Regions from separate parts of the Homo sapiens genome. Here regions 1 and 3 are each linked to region 2. A link is a loop called in an ENCODE intact Hi-C map of the cell type or tissue named here. Cell type or tissue: psoas muscle. All regions are shown on one strand. Links, peaks and the distances in the headings refer to the core of each region. The heading gives the core; the rest is flanking DNA. Region 1 has its middle 10 kb from the start of MTMR1. Region 2 overlaps EOLA2-DT (EOLA2 divergent transcript). Region 3 overlaps MAMLD1 (mastermind like domain containing 1).

Region 1 (5,364 bases), core at 254-5,253, 730 kb before region 2:
GTAAATTTGCCTGGGGAAAACATGTAAAATGAGAAGACAAGTGAGCCAAGGAGACATACTAGATCATTGGCACTGACAGGGCAGGTGAAAGAAGAGCGGCCCGGGAAGAGCTCGGGGGGTTGGCAGAGACAAGCAAAGAGTCAGGGCAGAGGGGGCATGGGAGCCAAGAAAGTCAAGAGTTCTAAGATGGAAAGAGTGATCCAGAGTGTCAAGTGTTGCTGGGACATCTGGTAAGACAAAGAAGTGTTCCCTGGATTTGACTGCAAGGAGGTGGTGTGGACTCTGCTGAGAGCACTCCCAAGGGACAGAAATGTCTGGGAGGGCAAAAAGAGAGACAGTGAGTTCAGACCACCTAGTCACAGGTTTTGAGTTGCATGGACCAATAAAATGAAAACAAAACCGAGACCCACTGTTGTTGTTGTTGTTGCCATTGTTCTTGTTGCCATTGTTGTGTGCCAGGACCATAACATATGACTGCCAAGTAAGGACTGTGTACATGAGGCTCCATCTTTGAGAACCAATGTTGAAGCCTTCCATTGCCCTGCTTGCCAAGTAGATGTCAGCTGGAGTTAGGGGGATCCTTTTCATCCTGAGCACCACCACATGGGGCTCACCAAAAGTGGGGAGAAAAACACACAGTCTCTTTGCCACCTATGCAGACAGCCGTCAACTCAGTCTGGGCTTGGGCAGTGATGCTTTGCAGCCCTAGGGTGGACTGGGCAGCAGGAGACCTGGACTCCAAAGCTGGACTGCTTTGTAAGGCCTTCAGCGCAGAGTTTTAACACTCTTGTTTGAATGTTAGAGATTTTTCAAACGCTAGAGATATTCACATTCAAATATAAGTTAAAACATCAGATATTATATATGGATTATCCATTTCTCTAAGTCTGAAATAGCATAGTAATTGACTTGATGTAATTAGAGGCTGAAATTTATAGACAGTAACCATCAGGTCTTAGGAGAGGTGTGCAGATGTGTTTAGGGATGAGAAAGATAAATGCTTTTCTTGGATGAGATTTTGAGTCCATTGGAGAAGCAGGAGCATGGACTATATTTTCCATTCTTTATTTTCAATCTTTGTGTATCTTTATAGGTGAAGTGTGTTTCTTGTAAGCAATAGTTTCTTGTAGGGTCTTGTTTTTTCATCCATTCAGTCACTCTATGTCTTTTGATTACAGAGTTTAGTCCATTTGCATTCAATGTTATTATCGATAAGTGAGGACTACTCTTGTCATTTTGTAATTTGTTTGCTGTTTGTTTTGTGGTGTTTTCTTCCTTCTTTCCTGTCTTCCTTCCTTCTTTCCTTTAAGTGAAGGTGATTTTCTCTGGTGGTATGATTTAATTTCTTGCTTTTTTTACATTTTGCGTATTTGTTGTATATTTTTACATTTGAGGTTACCATGAGGCTTGCAAATACTATGTGATAATCCATTATTTTAAGCTGATGAGAACTTAGCACTGATTGCATAAACAAATAAACAAACAAGCAAAAAGAGAACTAATAAAAACTCTACATTTTAACTTTATCTGCCTGTTTTTAAACTTTCTATTGTTTCCCTTTGCCTTATTGTATTGCCTATGTCTTGAAAAGTTACAGTTATTATTTTTGATTTATTCATTGTTTAGTCTTTCTACTTGAGTGTTTTACACACCACACAGTCTTATAATATTCTGTGTTTTTCTTTGTGCTATTACCAGTGAGTTTTGTACCTTTAGATAATCCCTTATTGCTCATTAATATCCTTTTCTCTCAGATTGAAGAACTCCCTTTAGCATTTCTTATAGGACAGGTCTGGTGTTCATGAAATCGCTCAGCTTTTGTTTGTCTGGGAAGATCTTTATTTCTCCTTCATGCTTAAAGGATATTTTCGCTGGATATTCTATTCTAGCATTAAAGTTGTATTCCTTTAGCACTTTAAATACGCTATGCCACACTCTCCTGGCCTGTAAGGTTTGCACTGAAGAGTCTGCTGCTGGACTTATTTGGGCTCCACTGTATGTTATTTGTTTCTATTCTCTTACTGCTTTTAGGATTCTTTCTTAATGTTTGATCTTTGGGCGTTTGATTATTAAATGCTTTGACGTGGTTTTCTTTGGGATGATACATGCATGGGCCTAGCTCAAAAGAAAGCATGTGCATAGGAGCCCAGCAACAGAGAAAGCAAGCTGTGCTCTGGAGGAGGCAAAAAGATGAGGCACCCCAGAATCTGGAAGATAAAACTTTTTTCTCCTCTGGTCTCTCTCTCTCTAGCGCCCTCTACTGACAAGGATTTACATTATGCCAGCTGGTAAGAAATATTTACAAAGCCCATCTCCATTATCACAGAGCAGTTAAAGGAGGATGCCTTTGGAGCTGAGAATGCATTGATAAGTGGCGTGGACACTCACAGACTTACTGGGTTGAAAGAAACGCTAATCTAATGTCTTCCTATTTCCAATCCACATCCCACTTGATGATTGAATTCCTCCTACGAAATCCTACCAGGCAGTGCTTCTACAGGTGTAGGGCCAAAGAAAGAAATCTCTACATTTAAAGCCTATTTATGTCCAGAGTATCAATCAATACAACACACCTTTCCAAAAGGAGCTAACTCTGTAATCAGTGATTAATTCTTTCAATGACATCTATTTAAGGATGCAATTTGACCAATATGTAGGTATTGCCTGAAATAGTCATTTCTAAACACTTGGCACTGGGCCAGCTGCACAAAATTACCTGGGGTGCCTTTAAAAAAATTAATAGACCTTTCTTTGTGTAGTTTTAGGTTTCGGAAAAATTGAGTGGAAATTATAGAGAATTCCCATATACCCTCTCACAGTACGCCCCACCCCCCGTCCCAGTTTCCTTATTATCAACATCTTGCATTAGTGTGGTACACAAGTTACAATTGATGACCCAATATTGACACATTATTATTAACTCAAGTCCACCGTTTACATTAGGGTTCATTCTTTGTGTTGTACATTCTATGGGTTTTGACAAATACATGGTAATGGCATGTATCCACCATTATAGTATCATAAACAATGGTTTCTGGTTTCAGTGCTCTAAAAATCCCCGGTGCTCCACATACTCATCCCTCCCTCTTTTCCTCCCTCCCTCTCCCTGAACCCCTGGCAACCACTGGCCTTTTTACTGTCTCTACAGTTTTGCCTTTTCCAGAATGTCACATAGTTGGAATCATACAGTATATAGCCTTTTCACATTGGCTTCTTTCACTTAGCAATATGCACTTAAGTTTCCTCCATGTGTTTTAATGGCTTGATAGGCTCATTTCCTTTTAGTGCTGAATAACATTTCATTGTCTGAATGTACCATAGTTTTGTTTACCCATTCACCTATTGAAGAAGATTTTCACTGCTACCAACTTGTGGCAACTAAGTGACAAACATGGGGCATCTGCTGGAAACGTTTGTGTGAAGGATTTGCCTAGACATAAGTTTTCAATTCATTTGGATAAATGCCAAGGAGCATGGTTGCTGGGTCATATGGTAAGGCTATGTCTAGCTTTGTAAGAAACTAAACTGTCTTCCAAAGTGTCCGTGCCATTTTGCATTCCCACCAGCAATGAATGGGAGTTTCTGTTGCTCCACATTCTCTTTTTTTTTTTTTTTTTTTTTTTTTTTTTGAGACGGAGTCTTGCTCTGTCGCCCAGGCTGGAGTGCAGTGGTGCGATCTCGGCTCACTGCAAGCTCCACCTCCCGGGTTCACGCCATTCTCCTGCCTCAGCCTCCCGAGTAGCTGGGACCACAGGCACCCGCCAGCATGCCCGGCTAATTTTTTTGTATTTTTAGTAGAGACGGGGTTTCACCGTGTTGGCCAGGATGGTCTCGATCTCCTGACCTCGTGATCCGCCCGCCTCGGCCTCCCAAAGTGCTGGGATTACAGGCGTGAGCCACCGCGCCCGGCCCTGTTGCTCCACATTCTCACCAGTATTTCATGTCGTTGGTGCTTTGGATTTGGCCATTCTAATAGGTGTGTAGTGGTATCTCATTGCTGTCTTAATTTGCATTTCCCTGATGACATACGATGTGAAGCATGTTGTCATATGCTTATTTGCCATCTGTAGATCTTCCTTGGTGAGGTGTCTGTTAGTCTTTTGGCCATTTTTAAATTGTGTTGTGTTTATTGTTGAGTTTGAAGGGTTCTTTTTATATTTTGGATAACAGTCCTTATCGAATATGTGTTTTGCAAAGATTTCTTCCCAATCTGCAACTTGTCTTGTCATTCTCTTAAGTATTTTTCACAGAAGTTTTAAATTTTAATGTGGCCCATTTTGTTAATTTTTTCTTTCAAAGATTGTGTTTGAGCTTTATATCTAAACACTCATTGTCAAAGTCAAGATCACCTAGATTTTATTTCTTTAAAGATAATTTTCATATTCATTTTTATAATCTGCCTCCAGCAATGTTCTAGTACATTTTTAATTATCAGCTCTCTGAAGAAAGACAAAGCCTTTATTTGTAGCATTTGCTCATTTCTGTGGTGTAACTCTTCCCAGCTTGGCCGATTTCAAAGTACCACCTTGACATCACTGAATACAGAATTAGGAAGAGATGCTCACAGTTGTCTCTGACCAACCTATATAAGCCAACTGCAGCAGAATGACTGCTTGTGTCTGATAATTTGAATAATCTGAAGTCTTACAAGTCGTTTTCTGCTTTTTTGTTTCTATTGATGTTCGCTGAAGGCTTTCTGTCTGCTATTTTTCACTGAGAGATGTTCAATTTCTTTGAAAAATGATTTGCGAGAATTCTTAGAGGCTGCGATAAAGGTGTGTTCCTCCATAGAGCATTTGCTTCCACCAGGCACCTGGGGGCACCACAAGACTGGTGCCTGAGGATTTTTGAACTACTGAGGTGAAGTGAATTTGAACTATACTGGAAAGCCTGCTAGTGAGCACCACTTCTCAGGGACATTTGAATCTTCTTCCCTCTCCTCTGCTCTGGGCCAAACAGTTTTCCTTACAGGCCTCTGCTATCGTGGGTATAGTGGGAGTGTGTAAGAACGTCGAGGTAATCAGGCATGAACTCCCTCAAATTCCCCCTTGTGTTCATACCCTATGGTTGCTGTAACAGATTACCCAAGCTTAGTGGCTTCAACAACATACATTTATTATCTCACTAATTATTATTAATATTATATTAATCATTTATTATTTCTGGGGATGAAAGTCCAACCCAGGTCTCACTGGGCTAAACTCAAGGTGTGGGCAGGGCTGTGTTCCTTCTGGAGGCTTTAGAGAAAAATCTGTTCCCTGTCTTTTCCAGCTTCTAGAGGCTGCGCGGTCCTTGGCTCCTGGCCCCTTGCTCCATCTTCAAAGCCAGCATGGCCAGTCGTCTTTCTCTCATGGCATGGCTATG
Region 2 (5,364 bases), core at 136-5,135:
GCATACCCACCTAAGTGACAACATGTGCTGTCAAGGACGGAGAGCAAATGGAACTCACACATTGCTGGTGGTAATGTAAATTGCTACAGCCGCTTTAAAAATCTGTTTTTCAATATCTGCTAAAATTAAACATATGCATATCCCATAAATCATCAATTTTACCTCTAGACATGTACATAACAGTAATACATATTCACCAAAGAAAGTAAATCCAAGCATGTTCATAGCAGCTTTGCTTGTATTACAAAAACCTGGGAACAATTCCAGTATGTACAAATAGCAGAATGGGTAAATATATCATGGTATACTGATAAAAATGGAATAGTATATGGCAATGAGAATAAAGTATTGCTGACATGACAACATGGATGAATCTCACAAGCAATATTTAATATAAAAATCCAGACAGTAATAAGATTACGCAGTGTACGATCTCATTTATATAAAGTAATAAAAAATGTTGCAAAATAGCGATTACCTTTGGGCAGAAGTAGTGACTTGGAGGGTATTACAAAGAGGTCCTAGCGGTGTTCTATTTTGTGATTTAAGTGCTGGCTATCTTGTTAAGTTGTGAATGTTCATCAGTGCATTCACTTAATATTTGGGCATGTTTTCTGTTTGCAAATTATACTTCCATTAAAAATGTTTTAGGCCAGGCATGGTAGCTCATGCCTGTAATCTCAGCACTTTGGGAGGCTAAGGCAGGAGGATTGCTTGAGGACAGGAATTTCAGACCAGCCTGGGCAACATAGTGAGATCTCATCTTTAAAAAAAATTTTTTTTTAATTTGCTGGGTGTGCTGGTGCATGCCTGTGGTCCTAGCTACTAAGGAGGCGGAGGTGGGAGGATCACTTGAGCCCGGAAGTCAAGGCTGCAGAAAGCTATGATCACATCACTGCACTCCAGCCTGAGTGACAAAGTGAAACCCTGTTTCAAAAAAAAAGTTTAAGAACTTTTAAATGTATGCTTCATTTTCTCTTCTTTTTAAAATTTAGGCTTGCTTATATAGCCAATTGCTAAAAATCTGTAACTAAAACCAAGACTACAGTAGCTCAATGCATAGAAGTTAAAGATAGATAAGGCAATTTTGTAACCTCGCCTTTTACTTTCTGTTTGTTGGCTTTTACATTACTTCAAAATTGTTAAGGAGTAATAAATGCCTGTCCACGTCCATTCCTGTCTGGCCTAGAACATTTAAACTGTCTATAAGTCTTTTGGCTGTAAGTCTCTTGGCCATAGAGATCCTACCAAGGGACAGGATGGACCTGGGGCAGGCAGCCAAACCACCTCCACAATGCTATGGGACAAAATAAAAGTTTGTCCATTGATGTTGCCTCTGGCAAATCCTGGCCAGAAGGAAAGAATGTAAACCAAAAATAAAATTCTAAGCTCCCCAACCACCTGAATGGACCCCTCCTCTTGGCCAAGGGCATTCCAAAGTTAACCTGAAAAACTAGTTCAGGACATGATGAGGAAGGGGGAGTCGGACATGCCTCATTACCATCAACATGAACACTGTCCTTAAGACTGATACAATAGACTCTTTAAGTCTAATAAGAAACATTTACAATCTATTCTCTCTGAAGCCTGCTACCTGGAGGTTTCATCTGCATGATAAAACTGTGGTCTCCACAACTCCTTATCGTAAACCAGACATTCCCTTCTAATGATTCCAGGTCTTTAGATAATAACTCAACCAATTATTAATACCAGTCAGAAAATTTCTGAACCTGCCTATGACCTGGAAGTCCTCCAACTTCCATTTGTCCTGCTTTTCCAGACCAAACGAATGTACATCTCACATGTATCAGTTGATGTCTTATATCTCCCTAAAAACCAAACTGTGGCCTGACCACCTTGGGCATGTCACCAGGACCTTCTTAGGCAGTGTCACAGGCATGTCCTTAGCCTTGGCAAAATAAACTTCTAAATTGATTGAAAAAAATTTTTAGGTTTTCTGATAAGATTGTCTGATTCCAAGGGAGAGGTGTGAGAATTATACATGAAAGCTTTTGTTCCCAATTGGACAGAAGGATGCAAGCGACTTTTGATCACCTGCTCTACCATGAATAGTGCCACGGGCTTCACAACAACCACGAGAGGTATGTATTTTATGTCCACTTTAGAGATGAAGAAGACTCAAGAACAAGAAGATTACTAGTTTCAGTTACAAATATATGATTCCAGCATTTCTAGAATGAAAAACTCAGGAAATATCTGAGAGAGAAAGGTCTATAAAGAGCACTAAATCCAGCCCCTTTATTTTACAAACTGGGAAAATCTGTCCCAGGAGGGAAAGGGACTAGTTCAAGACTACCCAACTACTCAAAGAGAAGGAACTCAAATTTCAATCTCTTGAGTGCCACCCAGTGGACAATGTACCATGACCGATATTTACAGACAAGTTACCAAAAAACTTTACAGAATAGGGGGAAAGAGCACTCATTAAACTGGGAATTGGAAGAACTGGATCCTGTCCCAGTTTTGCCAAGTAAGGTTAGCTTCCCCTCTCTTGGCTTTAATTTCCCCATCTGTGTAATATGAAGTGACAACAGGAAAACCAACATGAGGCAGCAAGTCTTGGATCCAAGACAGAGACAGATCCAGGTTTTGTGGGGCTTGAAGCTTGTAACATCTGGGGCCTTCTTTAAGTATAAGAATGCAAAATTACCAGTATAAAATTGGGAACAAAAGCAAATATTTAAAGTGAGAAAAAAAAAACAAAAGAACACACATTTGAAAACGTTGACAAATGTTAGAAACATCTGAAAATTTAGAAAAAAATAACATAAATAGCTACTTATCTTTAGTACTTAACTGCCTCATGCACTTCTATAGTATGTTATTCCTGCTTTTCTTGTTTGTTATAGTTGGAAACACAGGATTCAGCATATAGTTATAATCACAACCAAGATTTATTACAGCAATGTAGTTAGGGCACACAGCCAGATCACAAGCAGAAAAGACAGGCAAAGTTTGGAGGAGCCCATGCACAGACTTCCTTATGCTCTCTCCCTCCCATGAGGGGCCACACAGAGCACATGCTTCTCTCGGCAACAAATATGCAGTGGCACGTGTGATGTTTCTGGCCAGAGAAGCCCAGACTCATTGCCCACACTTTACACTGGTGTTTGGTAACAGAGACTTCCTCTGCCTAGCATGCACCAAAATTCCAGACTCCCAGAAGGAAAGCAGATATTCAGCATAAACTACGTTTTCTGTATCAACAGTCAAGGCACAGTGAGCCATCTTATCAGTTAACTGTTGACTAGGGAAATTCTGAGAGTCAAGTTTCCAGATGCCAGCAGGGAGCGTAACTTCCAAGCAGGTCTTTCTAAGGGTAGCAGTCACAGGAACTATGACTGTGCCCTTTCTAGCTCAGGACACATTTGATGCTGTGACTGTTTGGGAATTCAGTCCCGACCAATTTAAGAGGTTGTGTTTCTTAGCTGTCTCTGGCTCCTGGTTTGCGCAGTTTAATTCTGTGCCTGCCCAGCAAAACTCTTCTGCATACTACTCAATGTTTCTAGTCCTTCTACAGGTCCATGTCCTACAATCACAGGAATTCTGAAAAATGCCATTTCACAAAATCCCCTTCCAAATGTGCAAATAAATGTATCTTGTATTTACAATTGCGTACACTGCACGCTGGGTATATTTCTGACAAGAGAGCACTTTTGCTTTTCAGTGAAAATGGAATCCTTCACTTACAATTTTACACATCTGATTGATGACTGGAAGATTTTTCCACAGACTAGCTTCTGGTGCTGTACATTGTGAATCTTGGTTCTCCTCCACTGCCAACATACCCCTGATGCCAAGTGCTGCAGGTCACAGTGACATTACAATGTACCCTTCAGCCTCACCCCTCTTGTCCTAACACTGGATGCATCAGCACAGTGAGCAGAAGTATTCCTGCAAGCTATTCCAATAAAGGGCAGCTGGCAAAAACTGGGAAATATATGGAATTGCCTGTGGACTCCTGAAAGATATCTCAAAAATATATCCTAAACTAAATGAATCCCAACTTAATGTCCCCTTAGTTGAATTCTCAATATGACCATGGTCATTGCATTGCTACCCAACACACAGGCAAGAGGGATAGAGACAGCATAGTGGAAAGAAAGATTCCCTGAACCAACTGTGGTTAAAATATCTTTTGTAGATTTTCCAAACCATACAACTGTAGGACCATAATGCTAGGGCTCCTTCCAGGGCTGTTCAAGCAAGAGACACTGAAGCTTTATCTTTAACTTCATTCACTTCACTGTGTACTTGCATCGGGTCTAGAGACTTACAGAAGAGAAACCATGAGAAAAGACATAGGGCCCAGATAATGAGACAGAAGGGAAGAGAGTACACAATCAGAAACAAGGACAAGGAAATTAAGACAAATTCCAGATAAACAAAGTGCAAAATTTACCTGGGAATGTGTGACCTGCATGTGACCTAGCATGGGAGAGGCAGCCTGAAGAGTTATTCTTCCTAAGCTGGGGCACAACACAAGGACAAAAACAACAGAGCTGGCTTTATTCCATGGCTGAGCCAGGAGGACATACCATGAGATTCTGTCGATATTGAGTGGACAGGAAGAGGACTAGTTCAGAGATGTCAGGCTTCTTAGACCACAGACAGAGAGGTTTTGCTAGGCAGGCACAGAATCAAACTGGGCAAACCAGGAGCCAGAGACAGCTAAGAAACACAACCTCTTAAATTGGTCAGGACTGAATTCCCAAACAGTCACAGCATCAAATGTGTCCTGAGCTAGAAAGGGCCTTCTAGTTACCATATTCCACCATTCCACCACCATCTTGTGGTGTAGAGATCAAATCACCATAGTCAGGGTCAAAAAGACTGGTTGAGTCCTGCCTTGATCACTTACAGTACAAGCTGAGGCAAATCACTTCCCCTCTCTGAATTTCAGTGTCCTCATCTCTCGAGTGAAGAGAATGATAATGTGGTCCCAGGAGCCTGTGAAGAATTCAGTGTCACATTAGGATGAGAAAAAGGACCTGGCGAGGCATTCCTGCTGACCCAGAACACAACACAAGAATCTAAGGGCAAGCACGCTGTAAGCTTCAAAGCCTTGCAGGAATGTTACCTTTCCTTTACTACAGAGGAGGCACCAGCAGGGGAACTCTCTTGGCACACAGTTGGAGTCCTCAGAAAATGTTGATTCTCATGGACTCTTCTCTGTCTCTAATGTACAAGCAGTTTCAAGCAGGGGTCTTGTTGGTATTTTAGGGGGAAATTGATGGTATTACTTTGGGATTAATTTGATAAGACTAACGGTCATTTTACAAAGAGAAAGTCATCCCATAAGTAGTATGGCTGGGAAGGGAGAAGGAAGGAGGGCGCAGGGGA
Region 3 (5,364 bases), core at 179-5,178, 540 kb before region 2:
GAAGAAAAACGATGAGCATAAGCATAACCTACCACTGTGCCTGGGAAAGCAGACAACTTTTTTGATGTGTGAATATCTAATGAGAATGGAATCCATCAATTACCTTAAACTTAGGCACAGTCTTCAAATTCAATATATGTGGGATATACTTTTAGTCAGTTTGTAGACGTTATTTGTAATAAATAATCTGGCTTCTCTAAAGAAATTATTTTAAGTGTTTGGTTTGGTTTGATTTAATGGTAAAATTATATTTAGTGGCAGAGAATTATAGCAATGGTGATAAACTATAGAGTGTCATAAGTTCATATCTTATTCTCACATTTGAAGCTGCCTGCAGATGCATTCAAGATGCAGCCAGAAGTCAGGAGACTCAGGCTGTTATTTGGAGCTCATCATTTTACAGCCTTGCTGGACTCCCACTTTCTCAGGGGAAAAATGTGGTGTTGACCCAGATTAGCTCTCCAGGCCCTGCTGAGTTGGGCACTCTGTAAGCTGGAGGGTCTTCTATTGTCTTCACCTAAGTGTCAATCAACAACCCAAATGGGCATGGGGGAAGAGGGAGCTGGGCCAATGCCCAGGGTGCCTGGTAGAGAGATACCTTGGGCACTGGAAGGCACCAGCTTCCCAGAGAGAAGGGGGAGGGCCATGAAAAAGTTGGCTGTAGATGCCAGGGACACTGGGACTCTCCAGCTGTGTGTTTGTGTCTTCTGAAGACTTATGTTTCATTCCTTTGGAGCATGCATAATCATACACTGTGGGATGTGTTATATAGATTGCTTGATAGTTCACCACTGTAATAAAATACTGTGACTGGAATCTGCTCCCAGTCTGCCTTTGATAGCACTTGTGCAACACACATTTACTGAGCATTTACAGTGATCCAGGACCTGTGTTGTGAAAACATTGATGGACAAGGCAGATGGTGGAGCACGTCAGTGAGGATTTTTAACAAAGGCTGGTAAGTGCTATAAAGGAACATTGTAGGACACTAGAGAACAAAGAACAGGAGAACCTGACTTAGGCTGGGGTGGGGCGTTGGTTAGAGGAGGCTCCTTGGAGGACATGAGGTTTAAGCTGTGACCTGAGGATGAATAGATGTTGGCCAGGTGAGGGGCCCTGGGGAAGAAAGTTGGCAAAATTCCTAAACCAACTTGATCTATGTCACAGCTTCACCCAGTGCTACTCCTATTCTAAGACCCAATGAATACCCGGGTCACATAGGGAGAATGCTTGCAAAATGTTGGATGTCCTTGGGAAAAGAGCTGCTTTCTGCAGTCACGTGGAATCATCCCACAGACCGCTGTGCTGTAGTAGATGGGGTTGGGGAGGATGGGAAAGCCTTTATCTTTCTGTTTCTAATTTCTTCAATTCCAGAAAATTTACTTTCCTGAAGCTGTAAGGTGTCCTTCATTTTCAGCCTCAATTGTTGAAAATTAGATTACAAACCAAAGCAGGAATTCCATGATATGTTTTTAAGTTGTTCACACAGTAGAGTTGGGTGTGTCCCATTTATAAAACAATCCATCATAAGTCAGTATAGAGCAGAAGAGATAGCTAAGAAAAATCCCTGAGTCCTAAATGTCAGAATCAGAAGGGCCCATAAGGATAATCTAAATCAGAGGTTCTCAAAGTGGAAGGGCAGGGGTGTCCTTGTACTAGCAGCAGCAGCAGCAGCAGCAGCCCCTGGAAATCTATTACAAATGCAAATTCCAGGGCCCCACCTGTATCTGTGGAGTCAGAAACTCTGGGGATGGAACCCAGTAATCTGCATTTTAACAAGCTCTCCAGGCCACATTCCAATGTGAGAACCACTAATTTAATCCAATCCTCTCATTATACAGAATAGGAAACTGAGTCTGACCCCTGGTCAAGCCTTGCTACTGCTGTCCAGCAGGATGTGATATGGATGATGGATCAGTGACCACCGTGTGCTGCTTTCCAACTTCCTCTTTCCCAATTGAAATTTTTTTTTCTTTTTATTGCACTCTTACTTTCTATGCCAAGGTGAGCATGGTGACCAGTGGTCCCTGAAACATGAAGAGCTATATACTGACCAAATTCAGAGGATGACACATCACCTAGGGTTTCCGGATTGGAGTTGGATCCCTTTGGGAAAGGGGTAAATAGGTTTTCCCTAAGTGTGGGCATTTTGGGAGGTGTATGCGTGGGAAGGAAGGTGTGTATGAATGAGGATGGCCAAGAGATTGATTGCAACAAATACTGTTGGTTGCCAGCACTAAGTCTTCCTTCTCTTGACACCTTTCCCCATTTTCATTTAGGCAGCTTCGTTTGGCCCATACCACCTCTGTGCTTAGGAGGAACCTGGCTCCACACAAGGTTCTAGCGGGGGACACAGCTGACATGAAGCAGCACAGTAGGCTAGTAGGCGTTGGATCCATTCAGACTAAAAAGCATGAAATCTGGGGGGGCTTCTGGGAAAGAAGCTTCCTGGCTCTTCTGACAGAGATTCTAGAAGCCATTCTCCTGCTCTCTGAATGGGGCAGGAGGAAATTTGTAGCCTCTGGAGTTGCTGGCACTATCTTGTGCCCACAAGGGGGAGCCAGCCTTAGGATGAGGCTCATGCCACTGAAGGCAGAGTAGACAGCCAGAAAGAAACAGCATCTTTGATGACACTGAGGAACTGTTGATTCAAACCAACCCTGAAGTCCACCCAACCGCTGGACTTTAACTTTCAGGAATCAGTAAGTCCCCTTTATTGTTTAAGCCAGTGTGAACTGCGCTGTCTGCTAATTGGGACTGAAAACATCCCAACTGATAATCTGGCCTGGCCTCTCAGACCCCTGAGTTCATGAGGTCTGCTTTACACAGCCAGCCTCATATTAAAAAACACCCGATTTTTAATGATGAAGCTTGGGGCCTGCTGAACCCTGCTCAGCCTTGAGTCATGTTCTTTTATCTACTGACCAATTCATTTACAGAGACAAATCTAACACACCTGAACCATCTGTACAATGCACTCTAGCAAATACATTCAGTATGGATCAAATATCACAATCCTGGGCTCTTCATTCAGATCTCAAGTGTGGTACTCAAGATCTTCAATATGCATTAGTTGAATGTGATACACATTTTAGATACAATAGTCTAGCTTAATAACATTAAGAATTTCTGGGTCATATTCAATTCTGATGCAAACTAGAATATGTACTTTGTGGGTTTCTGTGAAGAAAATAATTGATGATTTAAAATGGGATTCATCTATAGAAAAGAAGCAATGCTAGCTCATAAAAGCAATTATTGGCATCAAACTCCTGAATTTTTAAATCCCTTAAAAAGTCCAAGAGCATACCAGAAAGTCAAGATTTGGTTTCAAAGGTAATAACTGTAAACAAAAAAATTAAAAGCCCGTAAAAGGTGTTGCTGGGTAGGATTGTGATGGCTCTAGAAACAATTGTGAGAGCTCATTCTCTTTCTCAATTCCTAGTCTAATATTATTTGAAAAACTTTATATAATGAGAGAGTGAGAAATAGACATAAATCAAGTTCAGGGTTACAGAGCAATGCTTAGCCTTCAGGAACCTCTTCTCTGGGGGAAATTTCTGAGCTGGAGTTGGCTTGGACAATGAGCTCGGGCAGGACAGATGGGGGATGTGGCTGCTACCCTTGCAAGTGGGATGTAGGGGAGCAGGAATAAAGTAGATTGTTTGGAAAAGAGGAGCTTTCCTCTCTACTGGGACAAATGTACGTGGAGCATTTGATCAGTTTAGCAGAGCCTTACTTACCCAGAGGCCCTCACTCCAGTGCTCTGTGATGAGTTCAGAGGCCAGCAGCCAAGATAGGGGCAAAGAACTGGGGGAAGGAGGGAGAGTTAGTGGGAACATCACAGTTGTCTTCAAATCTCTAAAGGGCTCTTAAACCTTGGGGGGTCATATTGTACTAGAATGTTGATGAACCTCAAGATTTGTAATTTGTCTCAAAAGTGGGGCATGGAGAAGGATTCTAAACTCTAAACTGGATGTCAATCTAGCTCTGACAAATCACAATGCAGACTTTTTGTTTGCAGCAGGGACTTGGTGAAGTCTTTTAAGTTCCTGAGACCACGTTGTCATTCAGAAAGCCAACTTAAACAATTTTATTAATGAATGAGTCCTCGGTTGTAATCTTGCCTCTTGCAGTGCAGAATAACTACACGGCTTGGAAGAGTGGTTCTGCCCACCAGCTGCTGTGGAACAAGCTGGGCAGAATAGATCTACATGATTCCAGATCTATATGAATGCACAGGGAATTGACATGGTCAAGGCCATTGCCAGAGGCTGCTCTTTCAACCCCATTCTGCTGCTTTGATCTGTATCAATCTTGAACTAGGGCAATTCATAGAGCATAAGGGAGTCAGGAGACCTTTCTGGGTAGGTGGGTGGGGAAAGGGCCTCCTTGTGATGTAATTATTCTGCCAAAGCAGACATTTCCAAATTAAAAGTCAACAAAGCAAACAAAAGAATAAAAGAAATGATTAAAATGGCTATCAAAATGATAAGAACAAATAAAAACAAAAACCTAAAAAGATAATTCTCACAAAGAATGTAGAATCTGTGCTTATGAACTAGTAAAATAAACCTCTTTTTTTTGGTTTAAACCAGTAGTGGGAGCTTGTTCATATACTATCAAGTATTTTTATAAGTCACATTTAAGCCTACCAGGAGAACATATGCTTAACAGCCTTCCAAAAACGTTCACTTTATACTGTGCTAGTCATAAAGAAATAGCAGAGTTACAAACACACTGTGTGTAAGTGAAGACCACTCACTGCTCTCAGAACTGACCAAAATCGATTGGCTTATGTTAGGAATATCAGCACCACCCCAAAGTGGTATGAATGAATCTTAATCAGGGAAAAGTAATAAAATGAGTGGCCTGAATTTCGAAACTAGCTGTTTTTGGCTTTTCTTACCATGTGAAGCTGTCACTGTGGTATGTGAAATGGCAGCCAGAAGTTTTGTTTTGTCCTTGTAAATTGCATTAAATGACGACAACAACAACAACAGCAGAAACAACAGAACCACCAGGACAAATTACCACTGGCGGTATAAAATTGTGTACTTGTTGGAAGTTGAAGAAATCACATGTTTTCAGACATTGCACAAGTGCTATAGAAGGATAAGGAGCTTAACTGGACCAGAGAAATGCATCATGGTCAGTGGGTAAATGGGCCCTACATGCAGATGCAAAGTTCTCCTTTCTGCCCAGTGCAAGAATATGGGTTCATCGGCCTCCAAGCCTTGAAGACTGAGAGTGTCTATCAATACTTCCTCTAAAATGCTCAAAACAGTTTCCAAAACTTAGCATTCCGCAATGGCTAGCAGATACAGCTCATTCATTGGTTCATTCCCCTCTATATTCTACTCA

Evidence for each region. Hi-C counts contacts between places; a loop is a spot of excess contacts. Peaks named below come from ENCODE experiments on the same cell type or tissue, not always from the same donor. Only the 100,000 strongest peaks of a DNase experiment are listed, where the experiment ranks them.
Region 1: it touches region 2 in a loop (3-fold over the local background); 28 of 110 quality-filtered maps call a loop at or near these places.
Region 3: it touches region 2 in a loop (4-fold over the local background); 40 of 110 quality-filtered maps call a loop at or near these places.

Annotation. Positions count from the first base shown.
Region 1 is chrX:150,680,636-150,685,999 of GRCh38, reverse strand. No RefSeq gene overlaps it. Among named protein-coding and RNA genes, the nearest start is that of MTMR1, 10 kb to the left of the region's middle. In psoas muscle, for the core only: a CTCF peak has its summit at 2,237 (motif pointing left); no DNase peak of the experiment used is centred there.
Region 2 is chrX:149,947,913-149,953,276 of GRCh38, reverse strand. EOLA2-DT (EOLA2 divergent transcript) reads right to left here. Exons shown (of 12, transcript NR_027456.1): 7 at 4,883-4,971. Among named protein-coding and RNA genes, the nearest start is that of EOLA2-DT, 12 kb to the right of the region's middle. In psoas muscle, for the core only: a CTCF peak has its summit at 2,364 (motif pointing left); no DNase peak of the experiment used is centred there; H3K27ac peaks cover 1,226 bases.
Region 3 is chrX:150,483,406-150,488,769 of GRCh38, reverse strand. The region is part of intron 5 of MAMLD1 (mastermind like domain containing 1); the gene reads right to left. LOC124905223 (a long non-coding RNA gene) reads right to left here. Exons shown (of 2, transcript XR_007068346.1): 2 at 1-3,810. Among named protein-coding and RNA genes, the nearest start is that of MTM1, 83 kb to the left of the region's middle. In psoas muscle, for the core only: a CTCF peak has its summit at 2,533 (motif pointing right); a DNase peak (open chromatin) is centred at 2,553.